3 separate regions of the Homo sapiens genome follow, and all the other regions are linked to region 1. Evidence: chromatin contacts called from ENCODE Hi-C or POLR2A ChIA-PET data. All regions are on one chromosome and are shown on one strand. Each heading gives the region's core, a stretch centred on a gene start or an enhancer-like site at or near the end of the contact. The rest is flanking DNA. Distances are from core to core; before and after follow the strand shown. Region 1 holds the start of MACO1 (macoilin 1). Region 2 holds the start of GALE (UDP-galactose-4-epimerase). Region 3 holds the start of FUCA1 (alpha-L-fucosidase 1).

Region 1 (4,441 bases), core at 1,341-3,840:
TTACCATGTACCTGTTCCTGCGCTCCCCAACGCCTTTAAGCTTCCATTTTGATTTGGTTCCCACCTGTATCTTCCTCAGTGAACCAATCTGCCTTGGCAGCTGAAGGCTTTTTTCTACTGCTCCACACATAGCATTCTGTTCATATCCTTTCTCAATGATGGGCAGGCCTTGGTGAAACTTTGAGCTCACAGAGTTTGTTTTCTTGGCCACCCGGTGCCACTTGATCAATATACTGAAGTAGAATTAAGGCATGAGAAACAAGTATACTGCTAACAGCAGTTACTTTCTGTTACCTACTGCTTGTCTGGCTCTGAAGGCTCATTGTCCTCCAAGCCTTAAAACAAACCTGAGTGGAAACAGACTGTGAGAGATTTAGTAACTTGTCCAAGCTAGTAAGTGGCCAAGCTAGAATTTCAGCCCTACTCTGAAAAAGCAAGTACTTTGGCCATTTTTCTTAACTGTATCTCTGCAGGGTATAGATTTGATCTCCAAGAAGCTTTTTGCCTAAGTGGATGGATAAGCCTTGCCTAAGAAACCACACACCAGAAGCGGCACTGACAGAGATACTGTGTTGGGGCAGAGGCAGGAAGGGGGAAAGATCGGTTGCAGTGGATTTAAGGATAGTGAGAAAAACGGTTTGCTTGCCTGGCGTAGCCTGGAAAAGGAGGGTGGGTCCCCACTGTGACCAGCTCTGGATGCCCTTCGAAACAGAATGGGTTTTCTCTTCCAGGCACTGGGAGATCTTTGAAGGTTTGTGAGCAGAAGAAAGTAACACAGAGTCATGATTGAGGACAACGCATTTGGTGTAAAGTTTCTCCCTGGGGTAGATGTTGATTAAGGGAGGGGTGATTACAGGCCAGAGAGAGTTCTGTGAAACCCAGGACAAAACAAAATGGCATCTACTTCCTGGGAAGTTTTTTTTTTTTTTTTTTTTTTGAGACAAAGTCTCGCTCTCCTGCCTCAGCCTCTCGAGTAGCTGGGACTACAGGTGCCCGCCACCATGCCCAGCTAATTTTTTGTATTTTTAGTAGAGATGGGGTTTCACCATGTTATCCAGGATGGTCTCCGATCTCCTGACCTCGTGATCTACCCGCCTCGGCCTCCCAAAGTGCTGGGATTACAGGCGTGAGCCACCGCGCCCAGCCCTTCCTGGGAAGTTTTAAAAATGCACTGGAAGACTAACTGCCCCATTGTCGTTGAGGGATTACACTGATAAAGCTACTGGATAGGACATTCTGCAATATTTTCAGAAATATTTATAAAAGCTGCATTAAAACATGTAAAAATGCTTATGTTAAAAACAGTATGACTACTATTCTAGTATGACTACTATTCTAGTATGACCACTATTCTATTTAATAGCAATAGTAACATTATCATCCATAGGGGAAAATTGGAAAACAAGCAAATACAATAAAATGTCAACTGTATTTGTGTTAATGTGATGAGACTCATTGGTGTTTTTTCCTTTTCGGCCACTTTCCTACATTTTCCCCAGTTTTCTCTAATGATAAACATTCTTTTTATTTCTCTTAAAAAAAAACACCATGCGGACTTTTCTAAGTGTTACTTTGCCATACGTACGTGGCAGGGGAGTTATAAGGAGTAAATGAGCAAATACACGCAAATTACCCAGCACGGTGCCTGGCATAAAATCGGCGCTCAATGAGTACGAAGCGTGAAGGGTCGCCGGCCCCGCGTCCCCGCCTTGCAGGAGCCCGGACCCGCCGAGCAGGCTCCCGGTCCGGCCCGGCCCGGCCCGGAGGCCGATGCTTCGCGGTAGTGCCCTCGCGGGTCCTGCGGACTCGGCGCCCGCGGGGCCCACAGCGCTGCCCAGCCTGTGGACGTGGAGCCCGGGCCGCACCGCCGCACACGCCCCGGGCATCTCTGCGCTACGTCGCGCGCCCCCACGGCTCCGCCCCGTGGCGTAACCCGGGGCGGGGCCGCCACCTCCGATTGGCCGGCGCGCTGTCACCACGTCGCGGGAAGCTGGCAGGGTGTGTGTCTGTGTGCGTGTGGGGTTTGCTTTGTCATTCGTACCCCCGGTGCGCGCTGACGCGGTCGGCCTGGCCGAGCTCTCCAGCATCCGCAGAAGGGTCCCCGGCGCTGTTCCTGGGATGCTCCCTTACATAATGACGCGACTGGCTGAAGCGCACGTCAGCGCAGACACCGCACATGCCGCAAACCCGGGCCTTCCGATTTCATACATTGCTAGACGAGAGCCTACAATGCCATGCCGTACGGTATGCTCTAGTAGGGATTACAATACAATGAAACGCAACCCAATAATAATAAAGCATACCTTCGCAACAAGGCGTAATATAGGATGTTATATTTATAGGGCCTATTTATAAGCCTCTATTTAAATCTTTTCTGATAGGCTCAGCCGGGGACCCAGACACTATAATGATTGGCGCATTCTTCCGTCCTTCAAAGGGGCGGGTTCTAGAGTCAGTTTTGCCTCAGCGGGCCCTGGGATTGGCCGACAGCGGTTTACCGGTGGCTTCTATTGGCCTCCCGGGCCGTCCGTCGGAGCCGAGGAGGCGGGGCAGGCGGCTGGCTGGTGCTGGGCGGGCGGGCCCCGGAATTGTCATTTCTTTGTTTCCGAAGGCGGAGGAGGCTCCGAGCCCCCCCTCCCCGTGCTACCCCCTCCCCCCGGGTGCTGGCTCCATGTCTGTGTGACCGGCCTCAGGGGTAGAGTCCAGGCCCGACGCGGGGCGGGCCAGCGGCGGCGGCAGCTGAGGTGAGAGACGGCGGCGGCGGCGCGGGCACCCGGCCCCCCAGCGGGAGGATGAAGCGGCGGAACGCCGACTGCAGTAAGCTCCGCCGCCCCCTAAAGCGGAACCGGATCACCGAGGGCATTTACGGCAGGTGAGCGGCTGCACCCCCACTCCGCGGGCGCGGGCCCTGCGGTCCCCCTCCAGCTCCGAGGGGCCTGGCCCCGTTATGTAACCCCGAGTAGGCCGCACGCCCGCGCCGGGGGCTCTCCTAAGGAGCGCTGGCCCCGGAGCCGCTGGCCCGCCCGCCGGGGTCCGCCCCGGGTGCGCGGGGCGTGGCGAGGGTCGGCCCGGCCGGGCGGGCAGGGCGCGGCGGGCGCTGGCTGAGGGAGCCGCCGCGCCGCCGTTGGAAGCGCCGGGCCCGCCGGGGGGAGGGGCGGAGAGCCCCCAACCAGCCCGGCGTTCCTCAGCATCCCGGCCATGCCGCTGGGCCGGGAGGGCCGCTTCCGGGACCTCTGACTGGCCGCCGCTGGCCCCCGAGCCCCCCGGTGGCCTGGGGGCTTGCCGGCCGGAGCCAGGAGGCGCGTGGACCACAGCGCGGGGGGGTGGGGGAGGCTGACAAAGTTGAGAGCCCACTGTGGCCCCTCGTTCCCCCAAGCTGCCAGCATACTGGCCTGGGGCCATGCTGTCACTTCTTTCACCTTCTGCTTCCCATATGGGATCTCAAACTTGGCACCCAGGGCTGAAGCTGATACCCCCAAATCATGCCCTGTGGCCCTGCTCCAGATTCGGAAGGGTCTGATGACCAGTTTTTCAGCAAATATTGTTTTGACAATTCCAAGCAGATAGCTTGCTTTGAACGTTTTTAAAAAGGGATTTTCTCCAAACTCTTTTTTTTTTTTTTCATCCGCAAGAAAAGCAGTGTCCCTTTAAATAGAAATTGAATTCAGTCCACCGGTAGAGAAAGACAACAGGTTCATGGGGCAACTTACTATCATAGCTTCCCCAAGTCGATTTGTGTACGACTGTTATTTTCTGGTTCTTCTCAGAATGTTACTTGTAAATGGTATTTGCCTTGATACAGATTTCGGTGGAGAAGTAATTAGTTTACAAAGAAGAATTCTCAGCATGTGGATGTAGGCTTAATTGAGTCCTCATGGTGTTTTACAATTAGCTTCTCTAGCTGTGGGATTTCAAGAAATATGTGAGGTAGCTGATGACACCCAAGTTGTCTTAACATAACTGTACACCTTGCACATGCTCTTGTTTACAGATGTGGAATGATTGCTTTCCACAAGCAGCTGACTGATGTAAACACTGGGGATTTTCTTCAAGTTTAAAAGCATTAAGGAATCAAAGTAAAAATTTCTTGGGTATATTCTTATAAAATGAGCCATAGAGCATAGGAGTAATTCATTCATTCATCAGTTATATATACTATGTGCCAGGAACATTTCTAATCAGTGAAGATAGAGCAGTGAGTAAAACAGACTCTAATCTATGCTGGATGAATCGAACTTGACCATTTTAACTTGAACTGTGAAAGCAAACAATTTTTTCTACACATAGATGGAGGAAAGGTCTCTTCAATTCACGTTACATACACTATACATTCTTGAATTAAAGAAAGTTTTTCCCCTTTGGCTATTGAAAAATATTTGACCAACTTAACATTAATGGTAACATAAAAATAGGAAAGGGATATTAAACCGAGTTGGTAGAC
Region 2 (4,083 bases), core at 1,584-4,083, 1.6 Mb before region 1:
CACCCTGTTACTCCTCCACAGGAGAATGGGGCTGAGGTGATGAGCACTCTCATTTACAGATGGGGAAACTGAGACTGGGAGGTAAAGACATGAGTCCAGGATGATACAGCTTGGGCTCTGTGTTTGGCACTGCCTGCCAGGCTGGGGTCCAGCTGGACACCCTCCTAGTGTCTGTGCCCTGTCCCATGCCTCTCACCTCCAGAAGCTGGATGGTCCCGGTCAGGTTAACTCTGTAATAATCCAGAGGCTTCTGCACCGACTCGCCCACGGCCTTGAGCCCCGCAAAGTGGATGACCGCCATAAAGCTGTACTGCAGGGGTGACATGGCCAGAGGTTGCTCTACTGGTTTTAGTCCTTGGCAATGCCCTCAGCCTGCCTGCCTGCACTCACCTTTTTTTTTTTTTTTGACAGTCTCGCTCTGTTGTCCAGGCTGGAGTACAGTGGTGCCATCTCAGCTCACCGCAACCTCCACCTCCCAGGCTCAAGCCATCCTCCCATGCCAGCCTCCCGAGTAGCTGGGACCACAGGTATGGGCTACCATGCCCAGCTAATTTTTGTATTTTTCTGTAGAGATGGGGTTTCACTGTGTTGAGCAGGCTGGTCTTGAACACCTGGGCTCAAGTGATCTCCTCACCTCGGCCTTCCAAAGTGCTGGAATTACAGGCGTGAGCCACCGTGCCCAGCCTGCACCCACCTTTTTGAAGAGACGCTGTAGGGCTCCCTGGTCCAAAATGTCCATCTCCTCAAACTCCACAGAGCGGCCTGTCAGCTCCTGGACCCGCCGCAGGCTCTCAGGCAGGGAGCCCCCTCCTGGTAGGGTACATGTAGGCCACATCATCACGACATGGGGTGCTGTGTTCCCAGGGACTAGCCAGACACACATTCCCCGCCCGGTGGTGGAGGTGGAACCCAGGGTTTTGCTTCTGCCATCCCCTCAAGTAGCCCCAGCCCCACTGCCCCGCTCACCACGGAAGGCATTATGGAAGTTATCGATGACCACAGGCAAGTAGCCAGCCTCCAGCAGCTCCAGCACCGTGTGGCTGCCAATGTAGCCAGCCCCACCTGTTACCAGCACCTTCTCTGCCATGGCACCTGGCCCAGGATACAGAGTCTCAGAGGTGGCTGAGGCTGCCTGCTCAGAGCTTCCTTCCCACTGGAATCCTGCCCCCTAAGCTCGCTTTGGAAGGAGGCGGCAGTGTGCCCTAGGTACCAGACTGGCTCAGAAGTCAGCCCTGGGGCAAGTCTGGGTACCATCACTTTCTGGCCTTAGGCTTTGGAAATTAATTAGCCTCTTGGCCTCAGTTTCTATCTCTGTAAAACAGAGCTAATAATTGTATAAACTTCATGAGGCAGCGTGAGGGTTCAGTGAGGTGATCTTAAGGGCCCGCCACAGCAGAGCTGGGGAGACCTGACACACAGGCACCTTATTTTCTAGTTCCACTTGCCTTGGAGTTGGAAAAGATGGAATCTGAGGATCCACACTTCTTTGTCCAAGGTGACTGAGGACTGGAGAGTCCTGGGCAGAAGGAAAATGGCAGCACGATTGGGACTCCAGGGTCGCAGGAAGGGGTTCTGTCTGCTCAGACCCAGGCTTGTCCAATGCCTCCGCCTTCGCTAGGTGTAAACTGGCTCCTGGGCGCAGTGACTAATACCTCCTGCTCTAGGCGGCCCCCACCCCCTTTCCCTCAAGGGTCAGCTGGGAGGAAGCAGGAAATAGATCACATGGCCTCAAGGGTGAGGTCCTTTGCCAGGCAGGCTGAGGCCAGCTCAGGGGCAACCACACCGTGGTTGGTCCTGGAGGGGGCCCCACCCCAACCCCCGCTCAGCCTCTGCCCATGCCAGGGCCAGCCCGGTCACTCCTGGCTCAGAGTTAGGAATCCCGCCCAACTTAGGCTACTCTGGGTGGGCCGTGTAGACGTGGACTTGGCCAGGTGCGCACCTCCACCCTGAACAAACTCTGCGGGTAGTACGGGGAGGAAGCCCCAGACACTGAGGCCTTTCATTCCCAGCGACCGGGCCCGCTGCCGCCTTCCTCCACGCTGCCTCTATCCCCTTCTGGGCTCACGCAGCTCCAACCCACTTGACCAAGAGCCCTCTGCGTGCCAGGCTCCGTACCAGGCACTTTTGCATGATTTTCCTGAATTCCCCCAGCATCTCGGTGAGACAGGTGTTATCACTGGCACTTTACAGATACAGATACTAGGGCCAGAGAGGTGAAACAGTTGCCCTTCGGTCCCACAGCTGGCGACAGCGGGCTGGAATCTGGATCGCCAGGCTCGCAGCCCGGCCCTCTCCCCAGGCGGCTCGCCCTTCCCCCACCGCTGCCCGCTGGACTCTGCCCGCCGCGCCGAAGCCGCCCCCGCCCCCGCCCCGCGCCTGGCGCGGACCCCGAAAGTGGTCGCAGAGAGGCCCTGGGAAGCACGAAAGCTGGTCTGAGGCCGGCTGCGCCCCCGACAGCGGAGTGACCTTGCTCAGCCGTCGCCCACTCGGTTTTCCCAGTCTGTCTGTTGGAGGGAAGGGGAGCTAGGCCGTGGGCATACGAGGGCGGCTGGGTCTCAGGCTGGGCTTTGGGCTGTAGCGCGGAGCGGGGCCGAGCTAGGAGTCCTCAGGCCGGCAATGAATGAACCCCGGCCGCCCCAGCCCGGGCAGCGGGGAACTGGGACAAAGGGGGCGGGCCTGCCCTGGAGGGACGCTGCCAGGAACACGACCCGCCCCTCGGAAACTCCCTCGCTCCCCGCGGACTCCCCGGCCCCTCGCGAGCCCACCCGGCCCTTCATTCCGTCTCCCGAACCTGCTCGGGTTCCCGCGCCCCACGCTTGCTGCAGAGGCACCGCCTCCTACGCCCGAGCCGCGGGCCCTTTAAGTGCTGACGGCCCACTCCGGCCCCGACCCCGCCCCTCCACGCCCCCAAGGAAACATGTCACTCGGGTTACGGCCACTACGGGGAGGGCGGGAGGACAAAAGGCCTCCGCGCTGTGACGAAGACTGCGCAGCGCGCGCCCGCGGAAGGCGGAAGTGGGCGGTGCCACCCCGCGAGAGGCGCCGCCGGCGCCAGGTCCCAGTAGCGGGTGGGTCCTTGCCGGTGCCCCGGGTCCCCGCGCTAGCTCGTCCCAACCCCTGGAAGAGGGCTGCGCTTCCGAGGGGGCAGGGGGCAGAGGGTAGGGGGCCCACGCCTCCGCCCCACTCTGACCCGCAGGTTTTCAGACTTGCCGGTGTGTGCCAAACCATGAATTCAAAATCTTGAACTACCCGATCCCACGGGACTAAGGCAGGAGGGGGTCGCAGGGGGCCTGGTGCTGGAAGTCCAGTTTGCAAATAAACCAAGGAGCTGGAGGAAGCTGTCAGGCCACACTAGCGGTTCCAGCGCTCTTGGCTCTCAGCCCCCACCTGCCGGGAAGGGTCGGTCTGCACTCTGCCTTCCACGACGGCAGGTTAGAAAATGATTGTTTGTTTACAATGAAAAGTAGTAGAGCTAGAGAATAATATGCACAAAATGTGACATCCTGCGTGATGAAACCAGAGCAAAGGAGCCCTAAATGCAGGAGCGCACAGGTGTCCGCGCAGCCGGGAATCAGCCAGCGCCTGCCCGCAGAGTCCAGGGAACCGACAGGTGAGCGCTCCCGGGCCCGGGAGCGCCAGGGAGAGGCCGGGCCACCGAGGCCCAAAGCAGCAAGTGTGTCCTCAGGGGAGCTTGTGCAATAGCCCCAGTCACAGAGGCAAAGCTCAGAAACAACCCCGTCGGGTGTTCTGGCCAGCAACTGCCGCAAGCAGCCTCCTGAGTAAGCCCAAAACCACTGATTTCCAGTCACTATGGATTTGGGGCTCAGGTGGGGAAACAGGGAGGAAATCCAAAGATTAATAAACTAGTTCATAGTCTCCATTTTCCTCTCAGAGTGCAACATGGTAAAGTATTTTACTCCCCCACGCGCATGTATACACACAGCTGCACAACCGAATGCTGGAATTATGATGTGCCATTCAACCTTTAATTACATAAGCTGTTTTCAAAAATCACATTCAGCGTGGAGATTTTCCAGAGATGCTGGAGTTGGCAGACGGCCACCACGTAGCTCTCCACTTTCC
Region 3 (4,441 bases), core at 639-3,138, 1.6 Mb before region 1:
AGGTGACAAAAGACCCAATAACTGGGAGAAAAGGCAAGTGTTGAAATAACAACCAAATCACTCAATATTTAATTTGCTTTTATGGCACAAAAATAGGTAATGCACTTTATGGTTCAATCATTGGCCAGAGTAGGGAACTCCAGGATTTGAAGGGCCAGATAGTATTTTAGGCTCTGTGGGAGCACATTCCTCTCTGTAGTGTATTCTTCTTTAAAACATTTTACAACCCTTTAAAAATGTAAAAACCATTCTCACCTCATGGGCCTTAAAAAACTGGCAGAGGACCAATCCCTCTGGCCAGTTTGCAGACCCTGGTGCAGTGGAAACAACCTTGACGTCATGAGACCTGGAGTCTAGGACATTATATTCCTTCCTCTCTTTGGGCCAGTCATCTCATCCATGAAATAAAAGGCATGGAAAGAGGTTATCTCCCAGATTTTAATTTTTCTCACTTGTAAGTTATGGATCCCTAAGGCCCCTAGGAGACAAACACTTCCTCTGCTTAATCAAGTCTTATACTCCCATACATTTAATGGCAAACACTAAATGCCAGTTGTAACTTCTCTTTAGTACAAGTGAATTCAAAGTTCAAGAGAAACGAAAACCCGGAAGATGGCTGAGGAACCAAGGTAAGGATGGAAGACTGCTCTAAGCCAGGGGCTGGGGAAACCTCCCCGCCTCCATTTTTACTCTTCTCCAACCCACTTCTCTCCCAGCAGCCGAATGAATCTTTCTAGAAGCTGATAGTAACCACTCCCTGACTTAACATCTGTCAATACAGGGCTCTCAAGGCTCACTCCTTCAGGACAAGCCCCTGCCTTGACAACTTCATGGGTCGTGGTCTCCCCTTATCCCCACCCCAGCGCTCTCTACTCTGTTCTCTGAACCAGCCACCCCCAAGTTCCAACAGTTCTCAGAGAGAGTCAGACCCTTCCTGGACACTTCCTACGTAAAAGGGATTGAGAGGAGCAAACGAATGACTATCTGTACTGTTGCCCAAATACACTGCACACCAGAACTCCCCTCTCTTTCCCTCTTAGAGACATTAGGGCTCAAAGGGTTGTATCCTTATATAACCCCTTTCTACAACCATAGAAGAGGCTGCAGGGAGGCTGAAGTGACATGTCCAGGTTCACAGTTGAATTAGAACCAGGCTCCACACCACTGATTTGAAACCCTGGAGTCCTGATAGTGCTGTCAATCTGAAAGGGACATCAGGTATGGCCTAACTCAGCCCTCTCGGTGCACAGGTGCAGATACCCAGGGCTTCCCAGCCTGCCATCTCCCTGAACCTTCATTTATCAGTCCCCAGTCAAACGCACCTCCTCCTCCTCATCAGGTGTGCCAGGCTCACTCCTGTGGCCGCAGGAGGCCACACGCGGGCCCCGGGGTCATGGGGGCGACCGGCAGCTGCGCGCCCCAGCTGGCCGCCCAGCCCCACCTCCTGTTTGCCGCCCGAGCCGGGAAGGGGCGCCGCTCCCCGGGACCACACTCACTTGGCGCCCGCGGCCTGGAAGAGGTCGGCCCACTCCTCCGGGTGGAAGAAGCGCGCAGTGAACTGCGGTCCGAAGTCGGCGTAGCTGAAGCCGGGCGGGTAGTTGTCGCGCATGAAGCGCTGGTACTGCGGCCGCCCCTCGCCCTGCCAGTGCCACCAGAACCACTCGCTGCCCCAGGCGGGCACCGAGAACACGCCCCAGTGGATGAACACCCCGAACTTGGCTTCGTCGAACCAGGCCGGCAGCGGCCGAGAATCCAGGCTCGGCCAGTCTGGGGTGTAGCGGCGCGGAGGCTGGGCCCGACGCACCGACTCGGCCGCTCCGAGGAAGAGCAGCAGCAGCAACAGCGCGGGACCCGCCGGCCGCGACCTCATCCCCGGAGCCCGCATCGCTACCCCTCAGCGACGCGGCCCACTCTTAACGCGCAGGTGCCCGCGGGCGGCTCCGCCCACTCTGACTAACGATTGGCCCGGAAGGAAAAAGGGGTGGGACAACCTGGACAGGTTGGCCCGAGTCGCTTCCTCCTCGGGTCGGAGGAGCGCCCTCTGGTGCTCAAGAAGGGAAAGACGCAGGGAGGCGTTGACAGCGCTTCGCTGAAGGACGAATAAAAACCTTGAAAAGGGACTTAACTGCGAGGTTAAATCGTGGAGGTGAGCAAGGCCCAGTGTGTGCGGAGAACTCACATTTAAGAAGGAGTCCATTGAGCCGGACGCAGTGGCTCACGCCTGTAATCCTAACACTTTCGGAAGTCGAGGCGGGAGGATCGCTCTGAGCCCACAAGTTGGAGACTAGCCTGTCTCTATAAAAAATAAACAAAATGAGCCTGGCGTAGTGGTGCACGTCTGGAGTCCCAGCTACTCGAGAGGCTGAGGTGGGAGGTTCGGGATCGCTTGAGCCCGGGAAGTCTGGGCTGCAGTGAACCGAACCGTGATCACGCCTCTGGGAGTAGTCCATTTTGCCGCAGCAATCCTGCAGGGGTAGGCTGAAGTGAGATCACGAGTTTTATTTAGTGATCACTTGGGAGCCATAGGGGGCTTTTGAGTTGTCCTGTAGCACAAGGCTGGAGGAGGAGATAACAGACCGGAAGGGTATCTAACAGCCCTGACAGAAATAAGGAGGTAGAGGGATGATGGGAAGAAACGTTATGAAAGGAGAGGAAAGAGAAAACTGGGTACTGAAAGAGGGAGAGCGGGCAGGACCGTTTCATCTGTCTGGTATTTACTGAGCTTTCTTTGGGAATTCCGAGGCATTTCAAATAGCTTAGTTTGTACCGAGATACCGCCACTGCACTCCAGCCCCTGGGCGACAGAGCCAGACCAAGGAAGAAAGAAAGGAAGGAAGGAAGGAAGGAAGGAGGAAGGAAGGAAGGAAGGAGGAAGTGGAGAGCCAAGAGGACCCAGGATTGCCTGGCAGGGAAGTTCCCCAGTTCCTCTGCAATTTGCACATGCTGCACATACTCAAACGGGAGGTGAGGCCATTAGCGAGGGAAATACGGAAGTCAGAAGTCTCTGAACAGACAAGGTGGCTCACGCCTGTAATCCCAGCACTTTGGGAGGCCGAGGTGGGCAGATCACCTGAGGTCGGGAGTTTGAGACCAGCCTGGCCAACATGGTGAAACCCCATCTCTACTAAAAATACAAAAATTAGCCGGGCATGGGGTGCGCCTGTAATCCCAGCTACTCAGGAGGCTGAGGCAGGAGAATTGCTTGAACTCGGGAGGTGGAGGTTACAGTGAGCCGAGATCGCACCACTGCACTCCAGCCTGGGCGACAGAGTGAGACTCGGTCTCAAAAAAAAAAAAAAAAAAAAAGAAAAAGAAAAGGAAGAAGAAGTCTCATGACTCCACGTAGCACACTCAGTTCCCACATGCCAGTGAGAGAATGGCAGCACATCAGAGTTGGGACTTTGAAGATCCTAGGCACCATCCTCTTCCCTACCCTTCCCATTGTACCGAGGAGGGAACTGAAGCCCAGAGAGGGCTGGGGGGCTGCCCAAGATCATGCAGCTAGTTTGAGTCAGAGGTGGGACTAGAATACGTGTCTCCAGGTGCAAAATCTATGCCTTTGTTCATGCTGCTTCTTTCTTGCACCTCATGAGAAGTCAGAGCCTATGTTGACAGAACCCAGCACTTCCTCACTCTGGCAGTGACAAGGAGAGAAAATGACTATTGCTGAATCACAGCTGTTTTCTTTTCTTTTCTTTTCTTTTTTCTTTTCTTTTCTTTTGAGATGCAGTCTTGCTCTGTCGCCCAGGCTGGAATGCAGTGCTGCAATCTCAGCTCACTGCAACCTCCACCTCCTGGGTTCAAGCCATTCTCCTGCCTCAGCCTCCCGAGTAGCTGGGTTTACAGGTACGCCACCACGCCTGGCTAATTTTTGTATTTTTAATACAGATGGGGTTTCGCCGTGTTGGCCAGGCTGGTCTCGAACTCCTGACCTCAAGTGATCCGCCAGCCTCAGCCTTCCAAAGTGCTGGGATTACAGGCATGAGCCACTGCACCCGGCCTACAGCTATTTTCTTTATCTTCTGTTTCTTTTTCTGCCAGATTATGTTGAAATATTGCCCAAAACAGTAAGCATGAACACCTTAGGAAAAAAACCGAACCCATCCACACACATTTTCTAGTAATCGGTTTGCATAGTGGTCTTTAATGTTACAGAGCTTGTCTTGGGGAAGATAAAATGGGACATTGTGATCTTCAATTTATTTCTCCTTATCCACATAACCAAAATGTGAACCTGCAGGGACAGGTGAGAGGCACTGATGTAGAGTGGACAGAACTGGAAGTTAGGAAACCTAGGTTTGTTGCACTGGACACCATCTCGTTTGTCTCCCTGAGCAAGTCTTGTCCACTGTCTGGGCCCATTTCCTCAACCAAACAACAAGGGCAGTTCTCAGTGATATCTAGGTCCCTTTTGCACCCTTGTTCTCCTCCCTCATAAGCT

What was found. A loop is a pair of places that touch in the nucleus more often than their neighbours do. ChIA-PET counts read pairs that join two places held with the same protein, here RNA polymerase II (POLR2A). Pooled maps may share reads with other maps.
Region 2: a pooled map shows a loop between it and region 1 (10-fold over the local background). The contact joins the promoter of GALE here to the promoter of MACO1 in region 1. A Hi-C loop is called at or near these places in 6 of 50 pooled maps. POLR2A ChIA-PET finds 5 or more read pairs at or near these places in 2 of 52 experiments (WTC11 and activated CD4-positive, alpha-beta T cell).
Region 3: a loop to region 1 is called in a map with no recorded cell type, with 7 times the contacts of the local background. The contact joins the promoter of FUCA1 here to the promoter of MACO1 in region 1. A Hi-C loop is called at or near these places in 1 of 37 single-sample maps with no recorded cell type and 2 of 50 pooled maps. POLR2A ChIA-PET finds 5 or more read pairs at or near these places in 1 of 52 experiments (activated CD4-positive, alpha-beta T cell).

Annotation. Positions count from the first base shown.
Region 1 is chr1:25,428,307-25,432,747 of GRCh38, forward strand. It overlaps MACO1 (macoilin 1), which reads left to right and starts at 2,591. Exons shown (of 11, transcript NM_018202.6): 1 at 2,591-2,872. The coding sequence starts at 2,793. It also overlaps a transcript of RHCE not described here. RefSeq lists silencers at 1,617-2,056, 2,447-3,106.
Region 2 is chr1:23,797,921-23,802,003 of GRCh38, forward strand. GALE (UDP-galactose-4-epimerase) reads right to left here and starts at 2,834. Exons shown (of 12, transcript NM_001008216.2): 1 at 2,792-2,834; 2 at 1,446-1,516; 3 at 967-1,092; 4 at 695-810; 5 at 197-310. The coding sequence starts at 1,087. It overlaps HMGCL (3-hydroxy-3-methylglutaryl-CoA lyase), which reads right to left. Exons shown (of 9, transcript NM_000191.3): 9 at 3,965-4,083. RefSeq lists silencers at 2,245-2,344, 2,395-2,874, 3,035-3,244.
Region 3 is chr1:23,866,402-23,870,842 of GRCh38, forward strand. It overlaps FUCA1 (alpha-L-fucosidase 1), which reads right to left and starts at 1,889. Exons shown (of 8, transcript NM_000147.5): 1 at 1,497-1,889. The coding sequence starts at 1,885. It overlaps CNR2 (cannabinoid receptor 2), which reads right to left. Exons shown (of 2, transcript NM_001841.3): 2 at 4,114-4,441. RefSeq lists an enhancer at 1-50 and a silencer at 1,301-1,520.